Regions from separate parts of the Mus musculus genome. Here regions 1 and 2 are each linked to region 3. The links are chromatin loops, found by intact Hi-C in ENCODE. Cell type or tissue: left cerebral cortex. All regions are shown on one strand. Each heading gives the region's core, and the rest is flanking DNA. Links, peaks and the distances in the headings are about the cores only. Region 1 overlaps Plxna4 (plexin A4). Region 2 overlaps Plxna4 (plexin A4). Region 3 overlaps Plxna4 (plexin A4).

Region 1 (11,003 bases), core at 782-5,781, 89 kb after region 3:
GACTCCTCGGATAAAGATAGCTATGTGCTGGCCTGTAGTGGAGACTGTGTCAGTGAGCCATCAACTAATAAAAAGCATCTACTCTACAGTTTGGGGCGACACCCTGGAAGTTCAATGGTCAAGACGTGAAGCAGGAAGATCCTCAAGGGTCCAGATACTTGTGGATTCCTTTCCTTCTCGTGATCCTGATATAAATCCATTGGGGGGACTGATAAAATTAACTTCTATTGTTCTGAAATCTAGCAGGAGAGGATATGGCTTCTCTCCCTCCCTCTCCTCTAACCCTGTGCACATACATGCATGCATATATGTGTGTGCATATGTAAGTGCTTATTTGGCTTGTATGCTTGCACGTGTGTGTGTGTGTGTGTGTGTGTGTGTGTGTGTGTACATAAATGCACATTCTCACAAATGAAACAGCAGTAACTGATGGTGTGTGGGTGTATGCGTGAGAGTTAAGGAGGCTGTGCATGTGATTATGTAAAACTCAGGATCGCCAATGGAAGAGATGCATCTGAAGCAATAAAACCGAGGCCTGTATCTCTAGCCCCAGAAACCTTTAGCCCACTGAGCCCTTAGTTGGTGTCTTCAAATCTATTTGTCATAGAACTCTCCCTTATTTCATGCTCACACATTAACCCTATGCTTCTAACTTCACACACCAGAGACAAAGAGAAGCCCAGAGAATATGGCCACAGTGACACAGGCACACAAGTGGTATAGCCACTACTGCTGCCCAGTGCAACAGGCAGAAGAGCACATGGATTAGAGAGGGTAGCCTGATAAACTGAAGCTGGGACTCTTCACATCAAACAGAAAGCCCCATCGATAGCATCATCGCCATGGAGAAAGGGAGCTGTAGAAGAGGTGGGAGGAATGCACAGTAGAACAGATAAGAGACAGGAGGAGCACCATGAACAAAGGAAGGAGGAGTGCCTAGATGTGCCTGGAGCTACATTCACTTTGGTTGTGCTCCAAGGATGGAGTTGGTGCTCAGGGAAGAAGCTAGTCCTGAGCTGTGGACCTTCCTTTGCAGAGGTATCTTTGTGCCCCTGGTATGCATCTCAGCCAAACAGCTTGGGTGGAGGTTTGTGCATCTCAGGATCAAAGTGTGTTTGTAAATTTGGGCTAAGGGATGCTTATGACCACAGATCCTGGGAGTAACACTAGCCTTAGAGTATGTGACCACTTGGGGTGTTATCTCTATCTATGTGATGGAGATAATGTTAATTAATGCTCACAGGGTGGCCTTCATGACAATCCATTTAAAAGTATCTGGCATAGTAAGGGATGACTAATATTCATCTACTGTATTATAATTGTCCCATCCCCTCCCACCACCATGATTTAAAACGGCTTTGCCAAAAGAGGATGAGGTTATATGTATAGGACGTAATTCATTATTTGCCACACAGCTATTGTTAAACTGCCCAGTTTGCCAAGGAACCACCAGCTCCTCAACTGCTCGTTGAAATCTTTGTGTAGGATGATTGCTCTAACTAGATCATCTCAGCATTAGTCTAGCGGTTATTTAAAAGCATCTTCTAGTGTGGTGTTAAGGCAGGGACTCTGATATTAGACTGTGAAATTATTTTTGGCCACTTGCTAGTAATTGGATTGGTTTTAGTTCCAATGTCTGGCAAAAACTCAAAAATTCTGTGGAGGTTTGGACGTGCTTTAAATCTCCCTGATCTCGTTCTTTGTCTGATGGTTATTTCAAGAGATCTTAATTTGGTGGTTACTAGAAACAGGGTGGAGGGTGGAGCGGGAGAAGAGGCTAACGTTTGTCAACAGGTTCAAAGTCACAGAATCTGCGTTAGGAGGTATCTAGACAGTTGATATGGTTAGCAGCAACACAGTATGCTGTGTATTTCTTCCTATTTTAAGGGGAGAGAGACATGGTCTCACCCTATGGTCCAGACCACCCAATAACTGATAACAATTCCCCTACCTCTGCTGCCCAAGTGCTGAGATTATAGGTGTAAGCCATTCCTGACTTGCTATAAATGTGTATATACCTAAAAGAAAGGATTTCAAGTATTATAATCTCAAAGAAATGATGTATATATATTTGAAGTGATGCCTATTTCACTTTTCTGATGTGATCATTCCACAATGTCTATACATGTACCAAAACATCTGTCCCATAAGGATATTATACAATTATTATTTGTCAATCAAAAATAAAGTAAGGCTTACGAGCTCTTTTTGTTTGTTTGTTTGGTTGGTTTTTTTTGTTTTGTTTTGTTTTGTTTTTTCGAGACAGGGTTTCTCTGTGTTGCCCTGGCTGTCCTGGAACTCACTCTGTAGACCAGGCTGGCCTCAAACTCAGAAATTCGCCTGCCTCTGCCCCCCCAAGTGCTGGGATTAATGGTGTGCGCCACCATGCCCAGCGGCTTACGAGTTCTTATCATTGTCTAAATACCAAAATAAAGAGATCTGTTTCTAAATGAAGTGGTCACTCCGAGACAGACGTCACTGAGAGACTTGTCTTGGTTTCTTTGTGTGTTTACTTGCCTTTGCTTGATACTGTTGTTGTTTTGAGGCAGAGTCATTCAGTTTTGAGACAGGCTGGCCTCAGTCTTAAATTCACAGTTCCCCATTGTTTCCTGACAGACAGAATTTAGAGTCTTCCGCCCACTTGACTTTTACAGGTTTATATGAACCATGTGGCTACACTAATTCTTCAGTCAACACTGAAATGAACTAGCGTGTCTTCTAAAACCTCATTCAAAGCAGCAAGTATGAACCTGTGATTTTTACCATGTCTAATATGCCTTACTCTTGGTAAGAATGCCAGCGGTCTCTGGATCATCCAGGTTCTGGTACCATTCACAAACTAAAATTCTCATTTTTATCTCTGACCTGGAGGAAATTGAGATGCAGAAAAACACCCTCAGCTAGATCCAGCTGCCCTGATGCTTGCAGCTGGCAGGTGTTAGAGCTTCAAGCACATGGTCCCCAGATGCAGCAGGCCTCCCCAGAAACCACAGCAGTCCGTACTTGCCAGTGCTATCCACAGGAGCTCCAGTGGTGACCTTCATCCTTTGCAAACCAGCCTCTCAGAATGTGTGGCTATCATACTTTAAGAATATATGAACGTGTAATTTGGCTGTTCATGTTATAGATCAACAACATATGAAGACAGATGTATGTGAAGATATGTACACATCCTACATATATGCATATACACAAATATTGATACACATTTGTATTATACACATAACATTCTTAGAACCACATGGAAACCCCTCCCATTCACCTCAGGCGACATGTTTGCTAAGGATGTTGGTGAGAGAGTGAGAGGCATTTTCTGCTGCTCAAACTGCTTGTAGAATCAACCCTTTGCAAACCACTGGTGAAGGTTCAATTTCTGAAGTCAGAGTCACGTGATAGGCAACCAGCCAAAGTTTGTGTCAGTAATTCTTTCTCTTCTCTTCTCCTTTTTAAGTTCCTAAGCAGTTGCTCTTTCATATACAAGCACACATACACACACACACACACACACACACACACACACACACACACCACCTCTCATGGACTTCTACGCCCTGCTGACTCGGGGATTACCCAGGTGAGAAACATCTGGTTTCTAGCCCTCGAAACTGTCTTAACATGGAATGAGCAGTACAGTTCTGTCTGAGGCTTTATGAGATTAGGATAAATGCATTTGGCTGGCTAATTGGAAAACCTTACTCTGTGTGTGCATGCAGATGGATCCGTCTGTGTGGGTTTGTGCCATGCTGTCACAGATATATATTTATCTTCGTAGTGGGGTCATCTGCACACTCCAAACTGCCCACAAGTAAGGCAGCCAAGAATCTACTGAGCTTCAACCTGCAAGAAAACAACAGACTCTCCGGATTTTAGCCTTACTTTACCTTTCCTAGGGCTGTATGAGGATATATGTTGTTAGAGCTATACCCTTAAGCCTCCTGAAGTGGGATGGCTCTCAGTCCTTAGAAGCTGTTGCCTTTCAGTGAAGAAGTCAATCACTCCAGACCAGCACAACGCAGCAAACAGCACATAAAAACAACTTTGGGTAGGACTCTCACTCCATGCCCACTGCTGGGTAAAGCATATGTACTGTTTTTAAACTCACCACCCTGAAACCGCTTAAAAGAGCCTGACAGGTAATTTATTCTGTGGCAAAGGATAGCAATTTCATTGTCCAGAGACAAGAGACCCAAATGCATTGGAAAATCTGTACACTCATGGAACATGGGTTTAATGAGATAACAATTCCAAGGGTGTGTGCTCGTAATTCTTTCTGATCGCCCATCCCATTCCCAAAGCTTCCAGGCAAATGTTTTTCCACAGTTTCCTTTGTAAAAGGCCCTCCAATGGACCTCCACAGAATAAATCAAATATTTCAGCATGAACAGTGATTACTGGGTCCTTCTTTGTGGAAAAAGCTAACTGCACAGGGGTCAGGGAACAGAGGCTGCTGTGGGACTTTTGTCTCTAAATAGGATTTTTTTTAAAAATTGTATCAGACTCTTTGTAGTGACCCTACCCGGATTTATGGGGTTTGGGGCAGACACCTGAGGCAGCCAGGAGCAACAAGCAAAGGGGACTGATACAAGGGACAATACTTGCTTCTGGAAGTAGAGTTCAATGTCACTATGAACTTCTTTTCCCAAAGTATGCTGACAGCTATTCTCATATTTAATTCGTTAAAAATTTGTTCTTGATAAACAGTCCGTTGTGTGCATGTGTAAATGTGCCAAGCCTGGGAGTAGTACAGACACACATTCCTCAATCCTAGAATAGCAATAGAGGCTGGAGTCTTGACTCATTCCAGCAATAACCCATGCACATGGCCCCAGTCTCATAGTGTGTTCTCATCTATAACAGAGGCAGGGCCTAAGTCTCTCGATGGGGCTTCACTCTCACCTCTGACAATATCCGCCCCATGACACTGCACATCACTTGAATTGTAGGCTAACGGATAAGATCTTGGCTGGATTGTTTGCTTCCATTTTCTGTATTTCAGAACGCTGAGCTTCATGGTGGGCTAGGAGCTGACAGGGTCATGGTTAACACTTCTGAATTTGCACAGTCTTCCATGGATGCTTATTAAATTGAGTTGAGAATAACAAGAAAACGCTCGCGGCTCCTGCTTCCATCCCCTAGCTGGGAGAGCACTGTTCTTGGAAATCCAGTCCACTGCACACGGGGCTCAAGGTTGTAGGCTACGGCATTTCCACGCGCTCGTTCCACGAAGCTCTCAGCTTTTTGAGGATAGTAATGAATGAGATCCTTTTTAAAGCTCTTCTTTGAGAGTTTATTTCATATCTTTTTATATTTCATATCATATTTGTATAAAAATATCCTGGCTCTAACACAGCACAAAAAAACCCTATTCAGTCAAGTAACACTCTTTATTGCTTTGGCTCTAGTCAGAGAATCTATAAAAGAATGGTCTACCCAAGGCCAGCAAACGCTGAGTGTCAGAGAAGGATCGTTCCAAAGGCGATGCAACCTAGCAAGGACAGAGGCATGTCAAGGCTCCATCCAGGACAAGGAGTGCCAATGCTCCAGGAAGTGACATGCCATCAAAGCTTCTAGTGAAGACGCATGTCAGAGTGATGCTTCTGCTCCTGGACTCCTCTATCAATAGATCACAGGTAAGAGAACATCCTACTATTTGAGGCTGGGGGAGAGTCAGAGATTCACTCTCCCTTTGCAGAGCCCCAGCCCCTCCACTGTCATGTTTGTCCTTCAGGGTTGCCTGGGTGACACAGAGACCAAAGAGAAGATGAATCCAGCTTGGAAAGGACAAAGTCAAAGGTCTGTCAGGGGCAAACAGGAGCGCTTAGTGTCACTGGCCTGGATTTTGGTGCCTAGGGCCACAGAGTTTGCAGAGGACAATAGCTGCTAAGACTGCAGGTGCAAATGATATTGACTGTCAGCAAGCAGAGAAAGGATGGAGATGGGGCCTGGAAAGAGAGAGGGAACATCCCAGTCTCCAACCCATTCTTCCAAGACCTAACAGATGTCCTTCCCTCCCCCTGTCTTTCTGGGAATGCCTCAAGTGCTGGCTTTCTCAAATGGGCAACTTTCCCTGCCACCTACATTCTCTTTCTAGATTCCAACTTGCTGCTTCCACAAGGCATCTTTCCTCTTCCTCCTCCTCCTCCTGTTCCCCCTCCTCCTCCTCTTCTTCCTCCTCTTCCTCCTCCTCCTTCTCCTCCTCCTCTTCTTCTCCTTCTTCTCCTTCTTCTTCATCTTCTTTTCAACGCTGCCCTTTGTTGTCATTCCATGCCCCTAGCATCTAGAAAATACTTATAAAGTGTGCCCTATGGATCAGGTCCTACCTGAAGTATATAGAATAATGACTAAGAACAGCTCTAGACTTTCATAGGTCAGCCTCACAAATGGATGTTAAAAAAAATGTGGTTAATCATGGAACCCAGTTTCCCTAACAAGTGATGCTCTGCCTGCTGAATTTTCTATGTGCCTTCTTTTGATGTACCTTGCCATGGTATGACAGACGTAAAGGTATAGGCTGTTGCACCAAGTAAGGCATCATCAACTGGCCTGCCATTGCTAGAGCAGTGGTCTTCAACTTTCCTAATGCTGTAACCTTTTGATATAGTTCCTCTTGATGAGGTGACCACCAACCATAAAATTATTTTTTGTTGCTACTTCATTAACTGTAATTTTGCTACTGTAATGAATCATAATGTAAATATTTGTGTTTTCCAATGGTCTTAGGTGACCTCTGTGAAAGGGTCATTCAACCCCCAAGGGGGTTGCCACCCACAGCTTAAGAATCATGAGAGGAAGGGCCAGGTCTGTTTGCTGGGCCTGCGCTGCAGTCCCATGACTCTAAAGGTCTCGCTGTCTTTTTTCTGCAAAGAAGCCTGACCAGCTGTATCCCGCAGTCACAGGCCAGTGGTCCTCACAGCGAGATTTGTCCGACATTTCATATTTTCTTTCTTCCCAGGTCCAGATCCTGTCAAGTCTGTGGAGGAACAGGAAGCCATGCCCAGCAGGAAGGTGTTGCTTTGCTGATGCCCTGTGCTTCTCCCTTCACTGTGGCTGTGTTTTGACAGCAAAGGCTAATCCCACTGGCCGTGAGTTAGTCATAGCTTTGATGACTATGACAAGATACCTGGGAAAACGACTGGAAGGGGAAAGGTTTACTTTGGCTGATGTTTTCAGAGGTCAAAGCTCGGCTGACTGGCTGGCTGCATTGTTTCTGGACCTACAGTACAGCAGACCAGCATGGTGGAAGGGCATGGCAAAACAGACATTTTTACCTCCACAGCATCCAGGCAGCAGAGAGAATGACAGGAAACAGTTAGGGACAAAATACAAGACCTGAGAATATGTTCCTAGTGACCCACTTCCTCCTATCAGGCCCCACTTCCTACATCTCTATCACTTTCAAATAATGTAATTAAGATATGAACCCATCCACAGATCGAGCCAGGAATGAAGGCCAAGCCCCAGTGATCCAGTCACCTATCCATGGTGCCATCAGTTGGAGAACAAGCCTTTAGCGCATGAACTTTTTAAAGGGACACGTCACATTGCAAACTATAAGTGGGTCTATTTTTTTTCTTATATCTCAATTTTGGGGAAAACGTTGCTGTGTACTGAACTGCTTGCAGTTGGGGGGTTGCAAAGTCCCAAGCCTGTGTAAGGAGAAAACAAACTACTGAAGGTCTAAATCAATAGAACAATCTTCTCAGGGCCCAATTGCACCATCATTCTGCGGATTCCTTCTTCCTTTAGAGTATTAGACAACCCAACAGTTCCACAACCATGATCCCCATGCCCTCTTCTCTTGGCTGTCTCTAGATTTACAGATGCAGCCAGCCAGCCGTCTTTTTCCCGCTGCACATATCACCAACATCTCCACTAGCTGTTGTTTCTGGTCATGACACTGTTGCCCCATGTCCCTGGGCTCAGCCTGCCTTTATGTACGTCCTTAGTTAACCTGCTTTTTACTTCTCCTCCTTATGATGAAAAAGAAAACATAGCTGCCCAAGGACACTGAGGAGGAACATGAGGAAGACCAACAATGCAGCATCTTTCAGGTTCCCCTTCATTTCTGAAACTGATACCTCTTTCAAATGAAAATGTTTCTGACATAGCTTCCTTTTTAAAATATGCACCTCCATTCCAAGATGCACAATAACAGAATGATCCCATTGCAAGCACGTGGGGAGCCACAGGCCTACCAGCACCAATGAGCTCTGCCCCATGTATTTCCTCCAGGCCTTAACTTCTCCCTTCTTTCTTCAAATACTTCTGATAACAAACTAAGCCAATTCAAGGTTGTTTAAGTGAGTTAAAACACACAATCTTACTCAATCCCAGTCTTCCATAATATTCTGTTCTGTGATCTGAAAGTCCTTGGTTTTAAAACTCTCTCTACCTCATACTCAATCCTTTTCTTCAAATCTCTGAGTTGAGCAAACCATCTCATCTTCTCTGCAATGTCCTTCTGCTCAGCTGGTGCTGATCAGAAACTGACTCCCTGATTGGCAAGGAGGCCCACATTCTGCATTTTGTGCATTCTGATCATGGGTGATTTTAGCTTCCATGTAAAGGGATAGGTCCTGATGTCACATCTTGGTTCAAACAGACATTAACCTGTGTTGAGGTCTATGTATATAAACTTAGTCATAGAGCACTTGCCTAGAAAAGGCAAGATCCTGGGTTTAATCCTGAGCAATACACCTTCAAATTAAATTAAAAATCTTGTGAGAGAAATGTGTGGCTGTCTGAGTTGGGCTGTTTTGGGTGGGCTGGCTAAGGAGTTGGCTGAGGTTGTGTCTATCAAGGGTTGTGTAGCTACAGCTGCATACATCCTCTGCATTTCCCACATTTGCGTTCTCTGTGAACCACCCTCAGTAAAGCCTGTATCCTAATCTAATTTTCTAGAAGAGCAAAAGAACAAGGCAATAGCTTTAACATCCTCATCTACTGAGAGAAAGCACACTAGGTCCACGAAAAGTCATCTCCTAGAGCTTAGTGCTGGTTACATTACTGATCTAACCACTAAACCCACTTTGCCACCTGTGCCCTTACCCACACAGTTTGGTACCCAGCCTGGCCTCCTGCTTCTTCTATGTGATTTCCTAAGCAAATGGAAAGTTGTATCTGGAGGGATTTATACTCCAGCTTGATTCTTTCTCTTGGGCCCATAGAGGGTTCTCCTAGCAGCAACTGAGTGTTTGTCCAAGCTTTGGTATCTACTCATTAAGCCCCAGTTGCCACTTATAAAACTTATTAGGTTGCCCTCTGCCATAGAAGATGGTAGAGAGGAAAGTGAGCTCCATTGTGTGAGTCAGAAGTGAGAAGCTTTGAGCAAATCATGTCATCTCTACACAGTGTCACTCATAAGCAGATGGTAGCATTTTTCACACACACACACACACAAAATGCTCTTAAAACTTTACCATATTGTATTTAAAAAAAAAAGGAAAGGAAAAGGAGGGGAAATATGTACTTTATGAAGATTTTCTTGAGTTCATGGCCAGACCAGTTCAGAGCCATTGAGTTAGTTATTTTTCTTATTGTAACACAGTAAAGGTCAGGATAACCAGGTAACCACCAAGCTAAGAGTTATCACCACTCAGGAGGAATAAGAAAAGCATGGGGGTGGGGAGCAACCTCCAGAATTTCCTGGGGTACCACTGGCTTCTTCCAGTGCCCCTTTCTCAGACAGTCCCATACTTGATATACCCGACAGGGCCACTCAGGCTCACATGGTGGTAAAAGCAAAGACAGGAGTAGAGAACAAACTTTCAATCTTTCACAAGTCTTTCCTGGAGAAGGGAATAGTTTGCTCTGCTCTTCCAGCTGAATTCATGTTGCTCTGGTGGGCACAGGTCAACTGTACACCATGTGAACAAGAGCACAGCAGCTTACATGGAAGAAGGTGGGGCAGAGACCAAGATGGTCGAGCATGGGCCCTAGCACTAACAGTCATGCTGCTGCCCAATCTTCTGGGGCCATGAGTGGATAACAGTACTGAAGACTTGCACTTGCTTAGGACTATATGGGTTTTTGTGTGTATCATGCACAGACCTGGGACTGTACTATACACCCAGTAAAAGATACATAGCACCAAGCATTGCTATAATGGCCCTTGTGTATGTCTCAGGCACTGTTACTGTCAAGCTCTATGTGGAAATCTATATCCTGGCTAATAAGCATCTTCCTAAGTCTCTATGGTAGGAAAACTGAAAAAGACATGAAAGGATGAAGCCATGGGTTGAATCTGAGGGCTGTAAGGAGGAAACCATGTGAAGCTTTAGACTGGCCTAGGTGGCACCTGGAATCAGGTCAAACTTCTCCAACTCTTGGCATTCACATTCCCCCCTCCACCCGAGAGTGAAGGGGAAGGAAACTAACTTTAAGGACCAAATATAGTGATACAATACTACAACCACTGTTTCCATATCCCCAGAGTCACCTTTCCAGCTGCCAGTGTTGGCTTTCTATAAACTCTGTTTCACTCCTGTTGGTTCCATTTTACACAGAGGAAAATGGTAAAGGCCACTTGACCTGTGTTAGGGAGATTTGTAATCCCAGCCCAGGACTCCAGTGTAAGAGCACTTTGGGCCCCTTGGACACTTTACCATGGACACAAGCAAACACCTTAGAATTGCCTAACAAGTGGGAGTCTGGACTTCCTACCTCCACACCTCCCCACCCACTCACATCCACGATGCACATTTCCATTAGCTTCTTTGCCCAGTGATCTGTTGCTTTGTTATATTAGAATTGCAAACAAATGTTCTCATCCCAGCCTTCTCTCCCCCTCCCCTGCTGGCATCTAGAATTCAGCATTGATTTTCCTGGCCCCGCTCCACTGCTTGACTGACATTCCTGGATGATTCCCCCTTGGAGACCTTGAGCTGACTCAACAGGCTCTCACTAGAGCCCAGAAGGAAACAGCCAGAGATACTAAGTTAGTTTTTAATCCCTTCTTTTCCTGATCTCAAGGGCCAAGTCACAGTGGCCCGTTGACTCCATTT
Region 2 (11,003 bases), core at 5,411-10,410, 83 kb after region 3:
CTGGCTGCTGCTGCTGCTGATCTTGCTGCTCATGTTCCTCCTGCTCCTGCTCCTGCTCCTGCTCCTGCTCCTGCTCCTGCTCCTGCTCCTGCTCCTGCTCCTGCTCCTGCTCCTGCTCCTGCTCCTGCTCCTGCTCCTGCTCCTGCTCCTGCTCCTGCTCCTGCTCCTGCTCCTGCTCCTGCTCCTGCTCCTGCTGCTCCTCCTGCTCCTCCTCCTCCTGCTCCTCCTCCTGCTCCTGCTCCTCCTCCTGCTCCTGCTCCTGCTCCTGCTCCTGCTCCTCTGCCTCCTCCTCCTCTTCCTCCTCCTCCTCCTCTTCCTCTTCCACCACCTTACCCTGTCTGCCTGCCTCCTTCCACCACCACCCTCAATTCTGCCCTGATCAGAGGACCTGACTTTAAGCTGACCACGTGAGTAAGAGCAAGGCAGGTGAGCAGACTCATGGCCAAACAATAGCATGAAGAAGAGGGCAGAGAGCAGGGGGCTTGGAGTGCAAAGAAGAAAGAATTTGAGGGCCCAGAACAGAGCCCCAGCCAACTTCCAGAAGCCTGGTTCTCATTTGTGGGCTTCATTAAACTTTACCTCAGTGCAATGGGGGTCTGAGTCTGAACCTGGGGACTCACTCAACCCATTTCTAACTGGAGACAGACGGGGCTTCTGCGGCCCTCAGGCTTCCTGCCCATGCTCCCTGCCCTGACACTGAAGAAACACTTTATAAAGTGCAGGCATGAGGCTCCAGGCTCCCTCATTTGGAAGGCAGGCAGCATCTCACAGCTTTGGTTCCTCTTGGTCTTGACCTTCCCACTGCTGAGATTCCCCCTCCCCCAGCTTTATTTTCTTCTGGGGGAAAGGACCAAGCAGGTTTCCCTACAGGGAGGTCATAGCACATATGGAGGCATGTCAAAGAGATGCCTGGAGAACTGCAGATGCCCCTGTCACCCTGAAGATCTCACCACTGTTGTTCATCAGCCCTTCCATAGTTCACAGTGGTACTCCAGAAGGGTTGTCATGGCAGAGGGAGTAGGGGCCCCTGCCACACATTCCTTAGGCTGGGTTGCTGAAATCATCTTCCTGGTTCACTAAGAGTCTTCTTTCTACATGTTAAATGAGACTATAAAGAAATCACATCAGCTCATGGCTCTAGCTGCATATGTAGCAGAGGATGGCCTAGTCAGTCATCAATGTGAGGAGAGGCCCTTTGTCCTGTGAAGGATATATGCCCCAGTATAGGGGAATGCCAGGGCCAGGAAGTAGGAGTGGGTGGGTTGGTGAGCAGGGGGAGGGGGAAGGGATGGGGGCTTTTGGAGGGGAAACTAGGAAAGGAAATAACATTTGAAATGTAAATAAAGAAATATCTAATAAAAAAAAGAAATCACATCAATTCTGGGAAAGCCCAGAGTATGTATCTCCAATGGTGGCAGTAGAAGACCCCACCCAAAGTCGAAAAATGTGAGGCACAACAGCATTTTAACCTTCATAATGGTTTATAAAGCTTTCCAAAGCTCTCCCTCTCCAGCAAATGTGCTTGTCTTCTCATTAGGAAGAATTTGAATTTAATTTTCCTCTAAGGGAAAGATAGTAATAATGAAAAATAAGTTCAGAAATGCTGGCCCTGAGACAAGGTCCCTCAGCTTACAATTTAGGCCATACAACCAGGAATGGACTGACTTCTATGGATTCACTGGAGACCAAACACAGCAGATAAAACAAGAAATGGTCATAGGAGAGGCTCTGCTCCCAACCCATCTAGAGATGTCCTCTGAGGGCATTCACAAGCTTTCTAGGTGGTAGAAGGTTAAGGATCCTCCTGAGTGATTGTGGGAGATACTGCAATATTGTACATTCTCTCAGGTCAGACAGAAGAGATTCTGCAAACCAAAAGACCTCAGGGGTATCTGCCCACCTCATCCCAGCCTCAAAGCACTGAAAGAAACAGAGTAGTGAATTCTCCAGGCAGCAGCGCTGAGCAAAAGGTTGAGAGGATCCCAGGCTTCCAAAGAAGCCACGACAGAGTGCATGTTCCAGGCAGAGGGCACCTTTGGCTCCCCAGTGCTGCTATCCCTCGTATCCCCCTCTAACTCCACAGGATAGAGGCCTGTAAGGAGTACTAGCTACACCAAATGGACAGCTATTGCTGTCCTATCACACTCAGAAATAACAAGTCCTTATCACCCCGTCAAAAATATGCCACCCTCCACCCCCCAAAGTCAACAAGTCTGGACAACCTTCTTCTCTTAAATGGTGAAGCTGCTGGCCTGGCAAGTCTCAGCTAAAGAACTTTGAGTCAGACACACCTTGTTTTGAAGGCTGGCCCCAGGACTGTTTGAGTATCCTGAGGAACCTGGAGATTGAGATTGCTGGTTCTGAGATTGCTGTCCTTATAGTAAGGGTGTGCCAGTGAACACTAATTTGGATCACTTTCCTGGGGCTCAGAAACAAAGTCGGCAGCTTTCTTGTGCACCCCAGGTTATCCTCCAGGGACCCTGTATCATACCGCTTGGGCTCCAGTTAGCAAGTCCCCAAGATCTTTCCACAAGTTCACCCTCCCTGGCTTTCTGGGGGTTATAGATGGCTCAAGAGTTGCACATTTTTATCCTATCAAGAAAGCATAAACAATTCAATGCCAGGAGGAAAAGGCCTTGTTCCCTCTTGGCCCCTGGCAGAATCCTTTGGGAGGCTTATCCACGTCACTAAGGCAGCAGGGAAAGGGAAAACAGCCAGGTCTCTGGAACCAGGGAACAGGAGGGAGACACGCTCTAAACGATTGAGGCAGCACCCCCATGGGTGCATTCTCCACCACCACTCAGCTGCTCATGCGGCCTGGGTACCAAGAGTCCCCTCATGTTCACCCCAGTATCTCCACTACAAGATCCTGCCTCCTCCCCCAGACACCCTGGCTCTGGCCAGCAGCCAGGTCCTCGCCCACCTCCCACTTCATTCCCTGTCTGCAATTGTTTCCAATCAGTTTAGGAAACAGCTCTGAGAACAATTAGAAAAAATAACAAGGAAGAATTACATAATTACAGTCCGCCTAGATCTCAGGCACTTCAAAATTAAAAAAAAAAGAAAAGAAAAGAAAGAAAGAAAAGAAAAAGAAAAAATAAAGGCTGTGCTGAGTCCAAACAGGGAATGGTGTATGGGAGGGATACATCTATGGGTGTGGGGAAAAGGTTGGTCCTTACATCCTTACAGCATTAGAGTTGAGAAGGCTGGGAGGGTAGAGGGAGGAAGAGGACAAGTACCCGTGTCTACCTGTTGGTCAGACAGTTGGCCAGTGTTGTCCAGGCTCAAAGAATGACTCCAATCATCACACTACACAATCTATAGAGCAGTCTTCTAGAGCAGACAGCCGCATGTACCTTTAAGAAGACAGGACCAGAGATCCTACAGTCCAAACTTCTCATTTCCATGATACGAACAAAGATAAGGAAAAACAATAATCTTGCCCAGATCACAGACAACACAAGGCTCCAAAGTCTACACAATGCCTTGTCCACTCACAAGCTCTTAAACATGTGCCCCAGATAGTAGATACCCACTGCAAAAGGAGGGAGGTCCTTGCCTCTTGATGGGAACAAAGAGACATATTGTGAAAGTAGGCTGTGTAGGTGCAGTGGTGTTGCTCAGTTGCTTGCCTTGCATGCACAAAGTCTGAGCCCTAGTGCCACACAAAATTGCATGGTGGTACACACCTGTAACCAGCCCTGGGAGATAGAGACAGCAGGATTAGAAATTCAAGGTCAACCTTGGATATATATGGAGTTTGAGGCCAGCCTTGGTCTATAAATGAATGTGCAGCTGTGTTTCAAGGAAACTTCTTTGTGGACACTAAGATACTTCATATGCCATAATGTTTCCTCCCTCCCTCCCTCCCTCCCTCCAGTTTTCTTTCTTTCTTTTACCCTTCAGAAATGTAGACACAACTCACTCTTCAATCATGGGCTGTGTACAAGTAAGTTGTTGGCACTCTTTTAGAAGAGTCTTGATAGTCTTTGCTAAGTCATATTGGTTTATTCAGTCAGGTTGTTATAAGCCATTCTGTAGCATTTTTTTTTTTAGATCTGTCATTGCTATCAGTAAACACTCAATTCCCAGCAGCAGACAGGGCAGAAGAGGAAGGGGGTTCCAGATGGCCAAGTAATGGTCCCCCAGAATTAAATGGAAGAAGGACCCTGTCTTAGCACAGCTCTCTCAAGGTAGAAGGTCTGTCTTCCAATGTAGCACAATCAACCTTTCTCTTGCTTCTACTGCCTCTCCTCTTACAAATGGGTCGTATTGAAGCACCTTCTTTTATTGAAAACAAAGAATGAGTAAAAGACCCACTACAGACGGCATTATTCCGAGTAAAAATTCATATCAAGGTATCAGACACCGGCTAAAAGCATCCAGGTACCCATGGTGTTAGTACCTTGAGGATAAGGGCACATGGGAGAGACTCAGTCAAGGTCAGATGAATGAGAGAGCTAATGAGTGGACGTTCAAGATGGACATGGTTGGCCGTCTAATGAAGACTAGATCTGATGTCAGTTGAAAGGATAGAGAATTGGTGTTAAGCTGAGGAAAGGCACCCCAACTGTGGGAACAACTGAGCTAAACCTATGAGATTCAGGCATGTACAGGAGGAGTGCAGGAAGAAAGGAGAGAAGGGTGTAAGTAACCAGGGTCCTGGGCATGAGGGAATCTAAACACTCAGAACTCTGCACTAAGTCTCAAGTGCAGCTTGGACATTAAGAAATCAACTACTAACCGTCTATGGTCAAGCTGCCTTCAGTTCACTGGGGTCAAGAATATCAGACAAAGAATGTTTAACCCATTGAAGGTAAGGAGTTGGAACCTTCTCTCCAGAGCGGTTAGGTGGCCATAAGATTAGAAAAAAATATATATATAATGACTGGGAACCTATGGTCTGTAGAAAGCAAGAAGTCCATTTAAAGAACTCTAGATGAGGACAGACACAGCAGGCTGGGGCTACAATGAGAAGGAACAAGAAGTGGTCCTGGACTCCTAGAATTCGGTGGGACTTGCAAAGTGATTAGTATTTATGAGTCAAGCCTGGGATTAGCTAAACTGGGCTCAAATCCAACAGCAGCAACAGCTCTCAATGGTTGATTGTCTCCCAGTGCTCCTGTCTGCAAAATGAAGGTTAAAAAGAAATAGAGTCATAGCTACATGGGATCATCACAGCCTTTAGATCAGGTTACACATGGGAAGTGCTGGCCACAACACCAAGCATAGAGCAAAGGAACTGGAGACATCGGCTGTCACTGTTTGCTCTACATCAGAATGGCTTTCCATGCCTAGAGAAGAGACTGTCTGAGTGAATGTGATATATCTACATATTAGTATATGACCAGGATCAGTTTCTATCAATTAGTTGGGGGACCTTTGGGGCCAGAGCAGGTTTTCTGCAGCAGGGATGGAAAGACAGAACATAATCCCTCCCACCCTGTTTGTTTCTCACTTCCCAGTCTTGGGTGGAAGAGCCAATACACACGCACCTTCTCAGTCCCTCCTCATTAGTGGTTGGTGACCAGAGATCAGAAAAACACTCACAGCCCTCACTTTGCAAAGGTAAGAGAAGAAAATTGCCTGACTCTGTAGGCAAATGCCTTTTCCTTCCAACACAGGGATGTTGCACAGAAACTTGAACACTTCTGACCACAGGAGAATCTAGATTCTAATACTTGTTTTAAAAAGCCTCAGTCTCAACATTCAACGATCAAATACTTGTTAGGCCTCTGACCTGCAGGGTAGAGAGTTCAGTATCGTAGCACAAAGGGCACGAGCTTTGAATGCAGCAAGATGAGTGCTGGGCTTGGCCTTGCCATTCACTGGTCAACCACGTGACAACATAACCAAGAGCTAATGAGGGTATATGAAATAACATGTGTTCAACACAGACTGCAGTGAGTTCCCTGGACTCTCTCACACACAGATGGAGGACCTGGGTTCAGAGGCATGGCTGAAGGTTTTTGTTCACTACAGAAAGGGAGGCTGGGCGTACTGATCACTTTTGCATCGGGGTGATCAAACCACTTGACAGAAACAACTTGAGGCTGGATGTCAAGGTTTATTTTGACTTAGAGTTACAGAGAATGGTCACCCAACTCAGTGGAAAAGGCATGGCAGGGTGACTCACCATGGTGGTGGGAGCATGCGACAGTGGGCAACTCACATCATAGAGGGTCAGGGAGCAGGGAATATGACTGGAATGAAGGTTAGACTATACTCTCTGAAGGTCCAACCCTCATGGCATACTTCCGTCAAGCAGGCCCCATCGGCTGAAAGCTCTATAGGCTCCTACAGCAGCACTAACCAGTTGCAGAACAAGAGCTCTAAATATAAACCACAGGAAATACTTCAGATCAATGAAATATAATAGTGTGCCAGTTTCTTAATCAACGCTGCCTTAGACTGTCATTTCTGCTTGGGAGGAAGGAGCTGTAGTCAAACCCATAGCGTCTCCACTCTCCACACTGCTCCTGGAAGGCTGTCCCCTGCTATGATTACTGGTCCCTGTCCTTTGAAGCTTCTATATGGTTCACTATGGTAGTGTCTTCACTAGTTCAATGACAGCCTCCCCCATTCCACCCCACCCATACACTTCTGACTCCAGCTGAAGATAGCATTCCTGCTTCTGATGGCACGTGACTGGTGAAGGAAGACCCACCCACTGTGCATGGCATTCCCTAGCCAGTCCTTTGTGCAGCTCCCTTCAAATCCATTCACAAATGGTCATGTCTCCCAAACGCAAGAATAGCAGGGACCAAGCAGCAGGGATGGTGGTTAAGAAGAAAAGTACCCGTTGCCGTTCCCAGGGAACCTCTCTGTGCAACTTCCTCTCCTGCTTTTCTATCTGGTTGCTACTGGCAACCAGGCAATCATATTTTTCTAGTCCCAGATATAATCATCATAATCAATATAGGGTATTTATTACACTCTTTGGTTTCAAAGAACTTGAAGCTTTTCCCATTTATTATTTTTTTTTCTTTACTAACACGGGGAGAGGATGGGAGGAGGCCTGTCTAATTATAAGGACCAGAGAATTACCACATAACAGATTGGGAAACTGAGGTAATGAGGAAGAAAGGAGATTCAGGAAACTCCCAGAAGAGCATTTCTTTTTTATTTTTATTTTTATTTTTATTTTGCACATTTTTATTAGATATTTTCTTTATATACATTTCAAATTTCAAATGCTATCCCAAAAGTTCCCTATGCCCATCCCTGCTGCTTGGTCCCTGCTATTCTTGCGTTTGGGAGACATGACCATTTGTGAATGGACCCCTACCCATCCACTCCCGCTTCTTGGCCCTGGCATTCCCCTGTACTGGGGCAGAAGAGCATTTCTAACAGTGAGTAGCATTCAGATTGCACTTCTAATATTCTCCCATTTTAATTTTATGGTGTCCCTTTCTTGTGAAGCAAGCTTTCCAAACCTTCGTTATTTCTACAGATAAATTCTAGAGAGGTCACACAGCCTGAAATGTCTTTGCCTGAATTTGAACTTGGGTCTTTTGAGTCTCTTTGAGTAGTTGTTTTTTGTTTTGTTTTGTTTTTGTTCTTTAATCTCTATAGAATCTCTTCAAGAAATTATAATAAACTATTCATTATCACATTATCACATTTCTTTTTATAATTTATCCACACATCACTAAAATGCTTATACTATCTTACTCTGTGTAGCATAGTTTCTCTTACACATATAATTCTTTCCAGTTATAGCTAATAAGCTAATATCCATACCGCAAGGGCAATAAGGGCAGAAAACGGTTTTTCTTTTTCAATGCTAGGAATTGAGCTCAGGGCCTCATGCACAAGATTAGTGTTCTACCAACTGAGGTACATCTCCAGCCCCGATAGCTGCATGTACTCTACAAAATTCAATGAACATTCTCTCACTAGACTAACAAGCATAGGCGATGTTTGTGACTCTGAAACCATGCATCCTTTCTGACAACTATATGATGTTACCTGTTGCTCCAGCAACTGATATGATGCCATCCTTTTGTCCCAGCAACAAAAGCAATACTAAAAGCATGCCTTTGGGGCCCCTGAAGTGGACAAGGCAGACACAGCCTTCCATCCTAAACACCCAGAAAAGGCTTCGGTGGCCTTCGTTGCTAGTCAATGCTGCACACACAGGCAGCTGGGGGTAAAAGAACTGCGAGTAAAACAGAAGCAAAAGAGAAAGCATGCGGCCTCAGACAGAAGTGCTCTAAAATAGAAAAATTGTCAGTGTTATACACAGCGCTCATTTCCCTCTGGAGCTTGAATAAGCACCACCAAAGAAAGGCTGGCTAGTGTCTAAGCTACAAACTAAGCTGCGCATCTTACTGCTTTCCTAACAACGATGTGTATTCTGTCGCTAGGTAAGGGGGGGGGGTCCCACAGCAGACCTGACCTGCGATACACAAGACCTACTAAGCAATGAGATACAGAAGACCCACTAAGCAATGAGGTGCCAGGACTAGGACCAGCCCTTGGCTTTCCCATATAGCATGCCACGCCTCCCTGAACTCTAGAAAGAACTGCTCAGTGGGAAAATTCTATGCTTTAAACTTCATTCTGTTCAGTGGAGGGAGCAGAGGAGAAAAATTAGAAACAAAAATGGCCAACATGTTGAAACTGAAGCTAAGGATACCCAGAGAGAAAAGCCTGTGGCTGAAGTCTCCACAGATTGATGATCAGTGCCAAGCAATCAGTGAGAGCCTGTTCAAAACCTACCAGAGGCAATTACTGTATAAGAGTTCCAGTCCACACTGTGGACCCTTCTACCAGAGCACTTACTCAACACCACACAGCCTTGCCTGGTTCCAACCCATTTTTATTCTCCTTCTGTTCCTACATTTCCTCAACTTTGGATGAGTTATTTAGTCTCCTGTTCCCTAATCCTAGGCAGCACCAGATTTGCTATCACATTTTTGCACTCCCAACATCCACTGGGATGCTGTGTTTCCAACATTGCTGGTCTCTTTGGGACACAGTCTGTACTCAACCCTGAATTCCACGTTTTCCTCTTTAGTTGGGGTAAAAACACTGCTGTCCATGCTGTCCAGGCCATGTTAGCCAGGACTTTTTTTCAGCTCCCTATGCAGAGATACAGGAAAGAGAGAGAGACATCTATATCATTAGGTAAATACTCAAACTTGAAGTTCAGATTCTCCAAGACACAAATCAGTGGGGGCTCTTTTTAATTCTTGTTCTAATGTTGTCTCACAATGGATTCTCAACAATTCCTTTCTTCTGTTATGTAATGCCTGCTCCCTTCCTAGGAGTTAACCATCTGCTTTCTCTTTTTAGCTTCACAGCATCCTTGGGACAGATGCAACCAGATCGAGACATATGAGGCCCATCTTTCTGTATTCAGAAACACCAAGGCATGAAGTCTGTGAGGGTGCTATCCTAAATGGCAATCTCTGCTTTGTTCTGACCACCTTCAGCTACTTGAATTGACATGACCTTGACTAAGTGAAGGTATAAAAGAGTTGAGAACCAGTCCTTTGTATGGATGGAAAACTGGGATGAGGATGGCAATCAAGGTGCTATGAAGATCTTTACAACATAGTGAGAAATTCAAGCATAGTAGTTCAAAAACCTCCAGCCAGCTTCTCAGTTCTTGGGCTCCTCTTGGTAGGACATAGATCTAAGCTCTAGGTTCCCAGTCCACTTTTTGTTTTCTCCTATGAAGCTCATAAACAGCATTTTTTGAGGCCATCTTCTGCAGTCTGAACACATCATCCCATATATTTGGGATGTGTTCAGGAAGTCTATGTGTGTTCCCTCAGGATTCTGGGCCATTCAGGACCACCTCCTCATTGAGGTCACCACCTCCTCATTGAAGTCTGTCTAAGATTTGCAGATGCTTGCTGCTGGCCCACAACTCCTGCTCAGTGTAGACCCATAACCCCAGGGGAAAAAACAAGGAAGGAAGGAAAATAACCAAGGAGGGGTGAGGGGAAAGATTCTGAAATCTGGACAACATCAAGAGCCTGTTTCCATGACAACTGCTCCTTATTACGGTTGCTCAAACTGCAGCCTGCTCCAATCAGCTCTGTGGATACAGCCTTCACCCAGCCTGGGTGATGGCCCCTACCTGGCCTTGCTCTATCTAAGAGGGAGAACTGGATCTCCTGAGATACCTGCAGGACCACCACTTCCCTCCCATTACCCTAGTCCCCTTCACAGAGAAGAGGGTAGCAAGGAGAAGGAAGGTTATTAAGACGATGTTTGTGGAGGATGGGAAAGGCGGGGAGTATTCTTCCCACGGTGTAAAATAGAAATCCAAGATGAAGCCTGACATTAGTGTGGCTGACACTGTGAACCTCTATTGGGGCCACCTATGTCAGGGGACATTTGTCTTTGTGACGATGAGTCCTGAGCATACACATGACTGTCAGCCAGCCTGTGGGCATGGCCATACTGGGCACATTCACTAAGTATTTCCATCTCTTGTCAAACTTTAGGCTGAAGTTAAAGGCTAGCTTCTGGGAGGTGAAGGCCACAGTTAATGGCCAGAAGGGAGAACACAGAAGCAGCTTCCAACCATTTTTGAGCCAGCCTTTGGGTTGGCAGGAGCAACTGTAACATTCTCTACAGTCACTGCTGACCTGAAGGCTTTCTAGCACAGGGCCTTCCCCCCAGATGCCTCTGGAAAATGACTGACAACTTACAGGTTTCTTCACACTACGGATGAATCCTAGAGGCAAGAAACTTTTCAAAGTTACCTGCTGGGTCAGGTGTCAGTCTGCAGATTCTGTCCCCTGGAAAAATAAGCTCACTTCTCTCCAATGCTCATAGCTACCCCTCCTTTGTCTCATGCCCATCTGGCAATTGCCCCAACACACTGCAAATCAGATGACATATGACATATTGCACTCTGACCTGCTCTGAAGGGAGTCTGTCTACTGGGGACAAGGGGGTCTGGTTTATATTTTAAGCAGCTCAGTGAAAAATGGGGGGCTGATGAGGTAAGGCAATGGCATGAACACCGTGCAGCTGTCTGG
Region 3 (11,003 bases), core at 1,994-6,993:
CTTATTTCTTAAGGGCAAGAAATCTCAAGTATACCCAGTGCATTGAGCTCTCCCACAGAACGATATGCGATACCCCCACTATGGTAATAGCAGCCACCATGCATGCTGTGTTGAACAGAAGGAAAAGAATGAACAAATGAGTTGAGGAAAGTGTCTGTCGGAATATTGGGGAAGGAAATGATGTAACCGGTGGACCCACCACCCAGGTCAGGTGAGCTGACTGCTCTGGGAACCCCATAGATCTGTCCCCTAAATCTTCTGGCTGAAGCAGCCAAATCCCACTGGGAACATTCTTCAATAACCATGGCTACAGGAAGCTGCTGGCAGGGTCCCAGAGGCTCCAAGAGTCTCACCCCAAGAGGAACCCTGCAGGCAGTGCCAGAATAGCCCCAACCTCACAGGAGAGCCCAGCTGGGCCATAAATTGTACTGACGAAGATAAAGACACACATTTTCTCTTGGCTCAAAGGACTTTAGCATGGCACATTTACCCTCTGCTCTGCCAGGCGAGTGGACTGTGTTCATGGCTTCCTTTTCCCAGTAGGTTTTCTCTTCTCCTACTCAGCCCCTTTTCCTCCCTTTCCCATCTGCTACATGAGCTCTAAGGCCCCATCACTCCTGGTCAAGAGGGCTGCTACAGCAGGCTGTTTGTTGGGGTGACCTTGAAATGACCTTCCATCTGAATCTTGCCTTGGTGCGGAGTAACGCTTGTTCCCATGGATAGCTGTAGACTCATGAGAAGCACTCAAGTTTAAGATAGCAGATTCTGGCATGGGTATGATTACTGGCTGCTGTGTGACTTTGTCCAAGTTGATTGACAGCTCTGAGCATCACCAAATAATGCTGACTTGAGAGGACAGGTGAAAGGCTGAATGAGATACCTCAGTGCTTTCATGAAACTCAGATTTCCGGAGAAACAACAAAAAAAAAGTGATTCACAAGGTCAGTCATAGAAGAACTAGAGATAACCCATGTCCCTAGTCCCCTGCCATTGCTAAGTCTGTCTTTCTACAGAGAGAATTCTGTAACTAGAATTTGTGGGGAAGATCTGCTTTCCAAACACACTGGGGGATTGGCAGAGCTGTCAGGAAGCGTAGATGCTTTCCCTTTGGGGTCACTAGATTGGTACCCATCTCATTCCTTACACACTATAAGTAATGTACACTGCCCTATGTTTTCACTTTGAACCTCAGTGTTTCTGACCTGCTCATGGTAGCAGGCTCAGGCGGCCCTTTCTACCTGTACTACAAAAGACACTGTCCAAAGTATTTTGAGATTCTTGGGGATCTTTTCTGGGTAAATTACACACACACACACACACACACACACCATGCACTCACACACACACACACACACACACACACACATTTACTTACACTCATACAGACACAATACATCCATACATACACAAACTCATGCACATACACAAACACACACACTCACACATGCTCACATACAGGCACACATATACTCACACATATACCCTCTCACACACTCACATACAAACACATATACACTCACACCTACACACATATACATACACCCTCACACGCACATACATATACACACACTCACACACATTTGAACACTCACATCACACACGCATACACACATGCATATGCATGTGCACACACAAATATACACACTCACACACATTCACACATAAGCACACATTCACACAAGCACATGCACGTGTGAGTGCGCACATGTGCACACACACACACACACACACACACACACACACACACACACACACACACATACACACACAGAGTTTCCTAGAAATGTGGATGAGTGCAAGCTCCTAGAGGCAGTGGCTCAGCTGAGGTTCCGGCAGGCATTATTGATGTGATTGTATCCAGAGTGTTGAATGAAAAGGTGAGGCAGCCTTGACAGCGATATCACTAGGCAGAAAGATTTGATCAGCAGTAAGAAGATGACATTAAAAGGAAAGGGCAGAGAAAGAAGACTGCCTCCCTTTGTGAGCTTGGGAAACATGATAAAAGAGAAATAACATGGATGCTACCCAGGCTCCAGTTTTTCTTTTTATTCTGATTACTACTTGAGATAATTAGCTAGTACAACAAGCCAAATCGAAAACTACCTGGACTTTTTGCACAATCACTCTCCCCTTCCCCCATCCCTGTGGAACAACCTGGATTAAATGACATTAACGTCCTCTGCCGAAACCCCCATCCCCCATGAAAAAAAGGAAATACAGCTCAAAGGCAGACTTCTCTTCCTTGTCTAGCCCAGAGAGGTTGCTGAGAGAAGCTTAAAGGCCGGTGTGAGGCGGGAAGCTGGGATGCATCTCCATGACAACCACCCAGGCCAAGGCCAGTTTCATCACCTGGAAACTGGAAACAAGATACAAAAGGAGGGGCATATGTTGGGAAGTTTGGAGTCTCACAAGCATGAACCTGCTCCAATTCAGGTAAAAGCCATACCTGACATGTCCTGAGAGGAGAGGAAACAACAGACCCAGAGCAAGGTCCAAGAAATCAACCAAATCAAGGAAGCAGGGTTTCTGGAGACAAGAGTTTGCTATCCAGACAGCCATTAAAGAGGGCCAGATAGGAAATATTAAACTCAACAATGAACCTATTACACATGGGACAGGAGAGGTATGTCTTTAGTCTTCAGACATCATGGGATGACTAGCAAGGGAAAGAGGACAGTTGCCCAGAATGGCAATGGCAGTGGCAGAGATCGGACTCCACCCTACACTTCCTTATTCAACCTGGAGGCATCTTACCATTTTGGGCTGGCTCCATCTCCTTTCCCAGGAAGCACCTGTTCTTGGAAGACATGGCCATCTACAGCATTTCCCACATGTTCATCTTAACTCAGTTTCCCCAGTAGAGAGCCATGGACAGAAGACAAGTGACACTAGAATTTGAGAGCCATCCTTGGGATGGGTAAAAGATGAACTGGAAGAGCAACAAGTCTCACTTGCCTCCTTGCTTTTCCTTGGGATGGTAGTGGGGGAGGGGTACTCTATTGAGTGGGTATGATATATAAGGCTCTCCTTCTCCCTCACCTTGCTCATCGCCCCAGTGCATGGGAGAATGTGATGGAGCCAATGTTAACACTCGCTAACTGTAGACTGTTGCTCTCATCCATCACTTTCTCTGGCTTCTGTATAAGAACCATGGCTGACTGACTGCTATTGTTGACCAGGAAGGCTTATTTTGTCAAATACTTGATCTCCAGCTGGCGGTGCTGCTGCGAGGGTGTAGCATCTTTGGGAGGTGGGAGAAATTAGAGGAAGTAGATTACTGGGGAGTGTCTTGAAAGGTGATACCCAGTCCTTTACGCCTTCCTTACTCTCCTTCCTACCCTCCATGAAGTAGAAAATATCCCTTACCACAATATCCTGCCAAAGGGGGCAAGCCACAGCCACTGAACCCTCTGAAAGTACGAGCAAAGTGAATCTTTCTCCCTTCAACTTATTTACTTAGGTATGTGGGTCACAGCTATGTACAAGTATGGAGACACTCATCTCCCAAGGTCAAACACATAGCTCTGAGGTGCCATTTGCATTTCTGCTGCTCTGGTCCAAGGAGATGGACCAGAGGAGCACACAGATCCAACCGTATAAGAGCGAGCGGATAGCTGAAGGCAAGCTAACCTACTCTTCATTCTAAACCTCGTCTCTTCTGGCTCATTACTTCCCCACTCTTTTCAAACCATAACACACTAGAAAAACCCTAATGTTCGTACAATGCCAACATAAACTGAAGAGATTGTTTACTGTTGCAGGCAAGTGGTTCTAAGCTGCCCCTCGCTCCTGCTAGAGGATCCCAGGGATGCAGGGATCAGTATCTGTGCTGTGGTCAAGAGACAAAAAAAAGAAAGGGCAGCTCAAAACTATGAAGGACGACATAGCTATAACCTCTAGAGCCAGGGAAACCCAGGACACTAATTAGTTTAAGGATTTTGATTCTAGGTAACCCTGGAGACAAAATGGCTAAAATACCCTGTAGATTGAGCCAATAGAAGCCTTCCTCTGGCCCTGGAGGCGGAGCTATCATCTTAAATCTAATTGCTATAGGAGAAAGGCAGAATGCTGGATAGGAAACTCTTACTGTTCCCACCACAAACAGAATGTATGGGGCCATGATTCCTAATGGAAAATGTTCTCTGTGACCCTCATCCTAGGCCTTCCCTAGCACGCCCTTGATTTGCTCATCTTTAACACAGAATCTTTCCGTTTCCAAGCCTGAATGATCTGCTGAGGGCTACACTGGCCACCTCCTCATGCTGTCACAATGAGGGACCAAACATTTGAGCTTTTCTTGAGAGCTTTTTCAAAAAAAATAAAATAAAATAAATAAAGGAGTTACTTAGCTCTTCCCTCCCTCTCTCTTAACAGCATCTTTCAACCCAGGAGCTGCCAGAGAAGTTAGAAGCCTCGGCTATGTATAGAAACCCCATCACTCTCTACTGAAATAGAGAGGAGTGGTAACGCCCCCACAGCACTTAGGGAGAAAGGGGAAAGAAACCCAATCCAGCCAAAACATGGGATGAGGGGATGGTGCCCTGTGCTGCCTGGCATGTGCAGAGGATTGCAGGGAGGGCAACTGAGGTGGGTAGGGTCAGGAATTGCACTGTGTGTGTGTGTGTGTGTGTGTGTGTGTGCACTCATGAGCTTACACACGAGTGGTGGAAGGATCTGCCCTGCCTCTGGGCATCTCATTCACACCCCTACATGTACTTTATCACATTTGGAAAGGACTTTGGGGACAGGAAATTTGATGAATTCCCACTGCAATGTTTCACGACCCTGACAACAAAGGAGCTGTACCTAATAACCAAGCTCCAGGCGGCTTCCCACAGTTCCAGTGGCCTTCCCTTGTGAAGTCCTTCATCGAGCTGGGAACAGCTGGTCACCATCCTCCTCATAATAACCCTCTTACACTGAAAATGGCTATTAGGTCACTCCTCATCCTCTGCTTCTCCTTTTGGGGTGTGTGTGTGTGTGTGTGTGTGTGTGTGTGTGTGTGAAGCAGAGTTCTGATTTCTTTATCTTGGCATGAAAAGCCTTTTTCCTTTGCACTGGGACAATCCATCATCACCAGCCCCTCCCCCTTTCTTTTTAAAATTATGATCTTTCTTCTGACATGATAGCAAAATTAGCAGAGTATATATACATAGCATTCTGGCCCACTGTCTCATTATAATGGGGGCATACTAATCAGGGAAAAGTGAGAGGAAGGCAGAAAACACATGCTGGATGCTACCAAGTTTTCTCAGTGCATCTCCTCAGAGAACATAACTCATCCTTAGTTTCACCCTTCCAAATCATGTTAGCATGAGGTTTGAATTCAGATCTAGTTGTTTATAAACTCACAGAACAGTTTGGATCAACAGTATATCAGGCCCATTCAGAAAATGCAAATCAAAGCCCTGATTAGATTCCATTACACACCTGCTGGGGTGGTCACAATAAAAGTTGGGCTATGACAAGTATTGACAAAGATGTAGAGAAATCAAGACCTTCCCACATTGCTGGTATGCATATCAATAATGCATCTGCTTTGCAAACAGTCAGAGTCTTCCTCAAATGGGCAGATAAATGACCCCACAATGCTACTCTTATGTCTGCAGCTATGAGGAATGAATTATAGCTCATGTGTGTAACTGTTCCTAGCAGCATCGTTCATCGCATGCTCAAAGTAGATGTGATACAGCAGTCAAGTCAGGTATGATGGTATGTGCCTGTAATCCAAGCACTTGTGAGACAGAGGCAAGAGGATCATTCAAGGCTAGCTTTGGCTACTTAGTGATTGGAGGCCAGCCTGGGCTATGTGAGACACTGTCAAAAAATTTAAAGGTTCAAACTACCTAAAAGTCCATCAATGAGGAGTAGATATGTAGAAGTAGTATAGTCCCATAATGGAATATTGCTGACAATCAAAAGGAATGAACTACTGAGATGTGTGGATGGACTTCAGTAACATAATGCTGAATGAAATAAGGCAGACATGAAAGGCCACATATTATATAATTCCATTGGTATACAATGTCCAGACTGACAAGTCTAGCCAAAGAGGACCAGTAGCTGCTTAGGAGTGGGAGGCATGGTAAGTTGGAGGGTGATGGTGAAAGAGTATGGAGTTCACTTTTAAATTAATAAAAATATTCTAAAATTGAATTTGGTAATGGCTGTACAACTCTGCAAATGTAATGAAAGCTCTTGAACTATAAAAGCCATTGAACACTGTATTCAAATGGATGAATTATATGATATATGAATTATATTTCATTAAAGTTTTGGAAAAAACACACTGAATAACAAAACTTTGTTTTGGAACTAACTTTGTTTTGGAAGTGTTAAGAATCCTTGGCTCAAGGCTGAGCCACAGGCAAATCCCAGGATAAATCTCTATAATGTTCCTAAAGTTTATCTGTAGCCAGACATCCTGAACTCTGCCATGGTGGGCCACTGAAAATGTGAATGGCCACTGTTCCCACTAGTCAGAAAATTAAGAGGCAAGGTCTATAAAGAAGGTACTGGTGAGGCTTCTCATCCAGGGAGTACACCCAAGAAATATGTCTTCCATCTACTGTCTTATTTCCAGTGGGAGGCAGGAAACATAGAGGATGCATCTTGTCCAGGTGTGGCATGAGTCAAATGTAGGACCAAGCAAAGGGCCTGGCAGACATGCCCTAAGCCAGATCCATATTCCCTCGGGTAGCAGGAACGTGAGGCTGTTTGATACAAGCCTGACAGGGAAAGGGCTACTCATCTCGCCCTTCCTCCTCTGTGCTCAGACACTCCAGAAAGCTCCAGAGAAAGAAAAAGAGGAACCAAAGAAAGAAAAGAAGAAAAGAGCATTGGAAAAATAAAAGGGGGCCAATTCCCTCTTATTAAGCCTGTTATTGGGCTGCGAATCAAATTAAACCACAGGGCTTTCCACTAGCAGAGTGCTATTTTAAGCCTTATTAGACTATATTAGGATTGGCATACATTTCCACTGACATAATATTGGCCTTTAATTGGATTTAAGGGCAAGGAGGCTGCATTCAGATGGAATAGGCCCCTGCAAGGAGAAATTTGTATTCCTCTCACAATATCCTCACTTTCCCTGCTGGCCACCATCTGAGGGTCCAAGCAGGCCTCTAACCCATTCAGACTCCAAACAGCAGTCTCCTTTCTCCTCCTCTAATAGGCTGCCCTAGAGCAGGACCCTCTCATACATATATGTGTCCATTGCTGCCTGGCAGATGCCTCAGTCGGTAGCCATGGAAGCTGTTGACCTATAGGTACCAACCAGGCTGTGTAGTGGGCTTCAGACTGTGAGTAGAGCTCTAGGAAAAGAGGCCTCCTACCTCACCTCTTTGGCTGCTAGGCAACGGCGGATAGAGCCACTGACTGTTTGCAGAAGGCCGGTCCTTCTGATGAGGCCATGATGAAGAGGAGGATTTGGAGCTAGAAATACTAGACCTCGGTCTTTGAACCGCAAATGACCCACGGGGCAGGTGGAATCTGAATAGGAAAGGAACACAGAAAAGAGTTTTTCTACCATGGGAAGCTATGCATTCATCAGGCCGGCAGGTCCAGCCTGAGGACGTAGCTCTCTCTCCCTTGTAGTGTTGCCGCTGATATAACAGGGATAATAACCCTAACAAGGGATAGATAACCTTGACCTCCTGGTCCTCTACCTTTACCTCTGGAGCTCAGGGATTACAGGTCCACGATGACGTCACCAAACCTAGCTTTATGCAGTGATTGAGATCAAAGGCAAGTCCTCTATCAACGGAGCTGTGTCCTAACCTTGGCTCGACTTACTCTGACCTCACCTCAGTCAAAAGAGAAAAGCTCCAGGCAGGAGTATAATGGTGTAGCCTAGGGCCCTGCAGGGCTCCCCATTCATCTCCCACCCACCAGAGTTTCCCTTTCCTCCTCTCTAAAGTGGGGTTACATTTCTCCTTCCTCCTTCAGAATGTTCTGGAAGCTAACAGAGAGAATACGGGTAAAAGAATGCTTCTGAGGCTTAAATAACCTTCAAGCCTTCCCCTCTTTACTTTGTTTTTCCAAGCATCAAATAGTTCCACTAAAAGGCACCATCACGGCGACAGACGTCACCAACCAAGTATGTTACAAAATAATGTTGAGATGAGAAAAATCTTGGTACAGAGACAAGGATGTATGAAATATCGCCTCCCAAAATATTGCTCAAACATGAGAAAAACACACAAAATTCCTCAAGAATTTTCACTAATACATGTGAACAGCGCCCATTCCCACTTGCCAAGACTCTTCTTGGCTATCCTTTGATGTCTTCAATTTCCACACTTGTTTTCAACTTGTCTGCCAGAGCCATGTGCTTGTTTATTTTTACTACATTTTTATGACGTTTCTGCTCTAGCAATAAGTTTTGCATTATTAGTTTTATCAAATAACAGAATGTCTGGTTGGCTGGTGGAGGTTTACTGGCCCGATTTTTATGGCTCCAGCCCAGAACACTTTCTGTGATCGCTTTCTGAGTAGTTCTTAGACCCGTTCTTAAGTATGTGCTTCTGCCTGTATTAAATCACATCTGAGGGCTAATTGTTATGGTATAAACTTAGCATCAGTGTGGTGCCAATTGCTGTAATCTTATCATTATTACTTAATCACAGGCTTGCCTGCTCTGTTCTATGCAGCACAGCATCCACATGTTGGGCAAAGTTGCTTGTAAATCTAATATTTATAAACAATGTCTTTTTTTTTATAATCACCGGGACCTTTGTGTTTGACACACCTATTATCACATCTTACGATGCACGTGCGGCAAGTTTAGGTTAGGTGATATTCTGACACTGGAAAGAAACTAAAACAGAAAGAAATCAGACTAACATGAGTCCAGGTTGTAATCTGCAGCTTCCTCTTCCCTAGTTACTTGATGAGTGCCTACGAACAAGTTGCTTCTGTCCTTGAGAGAAAGCACACACTCTTCCGTATATGGGGGGGGGGGGGGAGAACTAAGGCAGTGGTCCAGGGAGGATCTTCCTGCCTTGTCATGAGAAGAGGTAGCAGTTGTCCTGCTCCCTGAGGGGAAGGCCCTCTTCGCCTGGCATTTGCCAAGTCTGGAGAGCTTCTGGAGAGCTTTGCTACCCCTCCAAGTCTCTGCTCTTTTCAAGTCAGATCTGGTTCCCTCATGGAGCCTGAGCCCAGGGGATTTTTTTTCTCTCTCTCTTTCTTTCCCCCACCTCCAACAGATGTCCTCAATGCACACTGACCCCCAGAGAGTTCCACATCAGTAAGAGTGGGACCTCCTGGAATGTTCCCCCAAGGGGACATCAAACGAGCAACTGTCCTGGTGGGTTTGAATTAATGGCATCTGAATCATTACAGACAAGAGTTGAGTTGTGCTTGCCTGGAGCAGGGGCTAAGGAAAGCACGAGGCCACTTTACTAAGGAATGGGCTGGAATCCACACACATGGATCACACCGCTGATTTATCCAGGGCAAATAATGATTTGAAACTCACTGGGGTTGAAAACTCTTTCAAGGGCTCAGTTATCTGGAGCCAACGTGTTGCTCTCTGGTCTCATAGCCACAGCAACTATGCCACTACAACTCTTCTTTCTCCCACCAGGGAAAACAATATTCCCATGGCAGAGGGTGTTAGGCTGGAGCCTTTGATAAAAATAACTTTTTGTCATAATGCATTGTCGTCATGCTAGTGCTGTTGAGTGCTCACGCACGTAAGTCACTGAAATAGGGGCAGCGACATGGCCAATGATCCCTGCATGCCTGAACACATGTGTGTGTCCTAATATACCCCTGCTCTGCAGATGTTGTCGTTAATCTGGACAAGGAAAGCTTTCAGAGAGGGATGATTGTCTTCAAAAAAGGAAGATGTCCCAGCTCCTCCCTCTGCTTAGCAACTGGCATGTACAGATGTGGCAAAGGCAGAGAACCAGGCAAGGAATCATGAGCACCACAAGGGCCCTCTTGTAGGCACCTTAACTACAAGACAGTACCAGGGAAGTGTGAAGAAGGTATTTGTGGCACTCTGCAACACCTGCATACCTGCAGGGGGTCTTTGGGTAGCTTTGAAATTTGGTTGGCACAAAGTTCAGGAAGTCTAGGCACCCCTTTGCAGCACCCTGTCCAAGGGGAATCCAATAAGCAAGCAGTCCTTCCTTTGAGGGAAACCCCTTCTGTTATAGGAGACTGTGGTGGCAGGTAAGAACAAGCAGCCCTACCATGACGGCAAATGACTGTGTCCCCTCTCTTCTTGACCATGGTGCTTGGGACTCTTTGCTTTGACTCCCCAACCTTCCTATCTCCAGAGGATAGAGCCCATGGCAAGATGAGAAGAAACCACGTGGAACAGTTCCACACAGAAGGAGCTCACATGGCCTGCAATAGATCCTGTTTCCAGCTGCCCAAGTGACCCAAATGCTGTACTTGGTGCCAGTTGGCACCACAGTTATCCGTCAGTCTAGGAGCCCTGGTGTCATCCCCTATAGATTCCTTTAGTGAGTATGACATTCTGATCAGTCACTGTTTCTTGCAATAGAAACTCTAAATGGCAAACCCCAAAGACAACTATTGTCAGATTTTATTATCCAGAAGGGAGAGTCCACTGACTGGGAGGTAGAGACACACCCATCATGGTCCCTAATTTCCACCAAGTGTCCAGTCAATGACACCATCCCTGCCTAACAGACTCCCACTGATTCTATTAGCAGTTATCTAGCACGGACGCGTGCCTGCCTCTACCTTAGATCCAAGAGCTCCAGCCACAAGTGAGAAAACAATGAGAACATAGGGAAGATGAAAAGGAGAGAGATGGAGAGCCTCCGAGACAGGCTCCATGGACATGGAGACGCCTCTGATCTAGGGAAAGCTGAAAAAAGGAGAGATGTGGCATGGGATGTGTTTCTGGGAGAAGAGATGGTTTAGTTAAGTCTATGTTTAACAAAGGCCATAGGCTGGGTAACTCGCACTTTGTGGTTGGGAAGTTCAAGATGGACAGGGTACATCTTGTATATATAGGATGTCTG

What was found. Hi-C counts contacts between places; a loop is a spot of excess contacts. Peaks named below come from ENCODE experiments on the same cell type or tissue, not always from the same donor. Only the 100,000 strongest peaks of a DNase experiment are listed, where the experiment ranks them.
Region 1: it touches region 3 in a loop (1.8-fold over the local background); 2 of 42 quality-filtered maps call a loop at or near these places.
Region 2: a loop joins it to region 3, with 1.8 times the contacts of the local background. A loop is called at or near these places in 2 of 42 quality-filtered maps.

Annotation. Positions count from the first base shown.
Region 1 is chr6:32,446,028-32,457,030 of GRCm38, forward strand. All of the region lies in intron 3 of Plxna4 (plexin A4), which reads right to left. Among named protein-coding and RNA genes, the nearest start is that of Plxna4os1, 60 kb to the right of the region's middle. In left cerebral cortex, for the core only: no CTCF peak of the experiment used is centred there; DNase peaks (open chromatin) are centred at 1,539, 3,742 and 5,499; H3K27ac peaks cover 971 bases.
Region 2 is chr6:32,434,558-32,445,560 of GRCm38, forward strand. The region is part of intron 3 of Plxna4 (plexin A4); the gene reads right to left. Among named protein-coding and RNA genes, the nearest start is that of Plxna4os1, 71 kb to the right of the region's middle. In left cerebral cortex, for the core only: no CTCF peak of the experiment used is centred there; DNase peaks (open chromatin) are centred at 8,162, 8,830, 9,351 and 10,009; H3K27ac peaks cover 2,228 bases.
Region 3 is chr6:32,355,407-32,366,409 of GRCm38, forward strand. All of the region lies in intron 3 of Plxna4 (plexin A4), which reads right to left. Among named protein-coding and RNA genes, the nearest start is that of Plxna4os1, 150 kb to the right of the region's middle. In left cerebral cortex, for the core only: no CTCF peak of the experiment used is centred there; a DNase peak (open chromatin) is centred at 4,436; H3K27ac peaks cover 550 bases.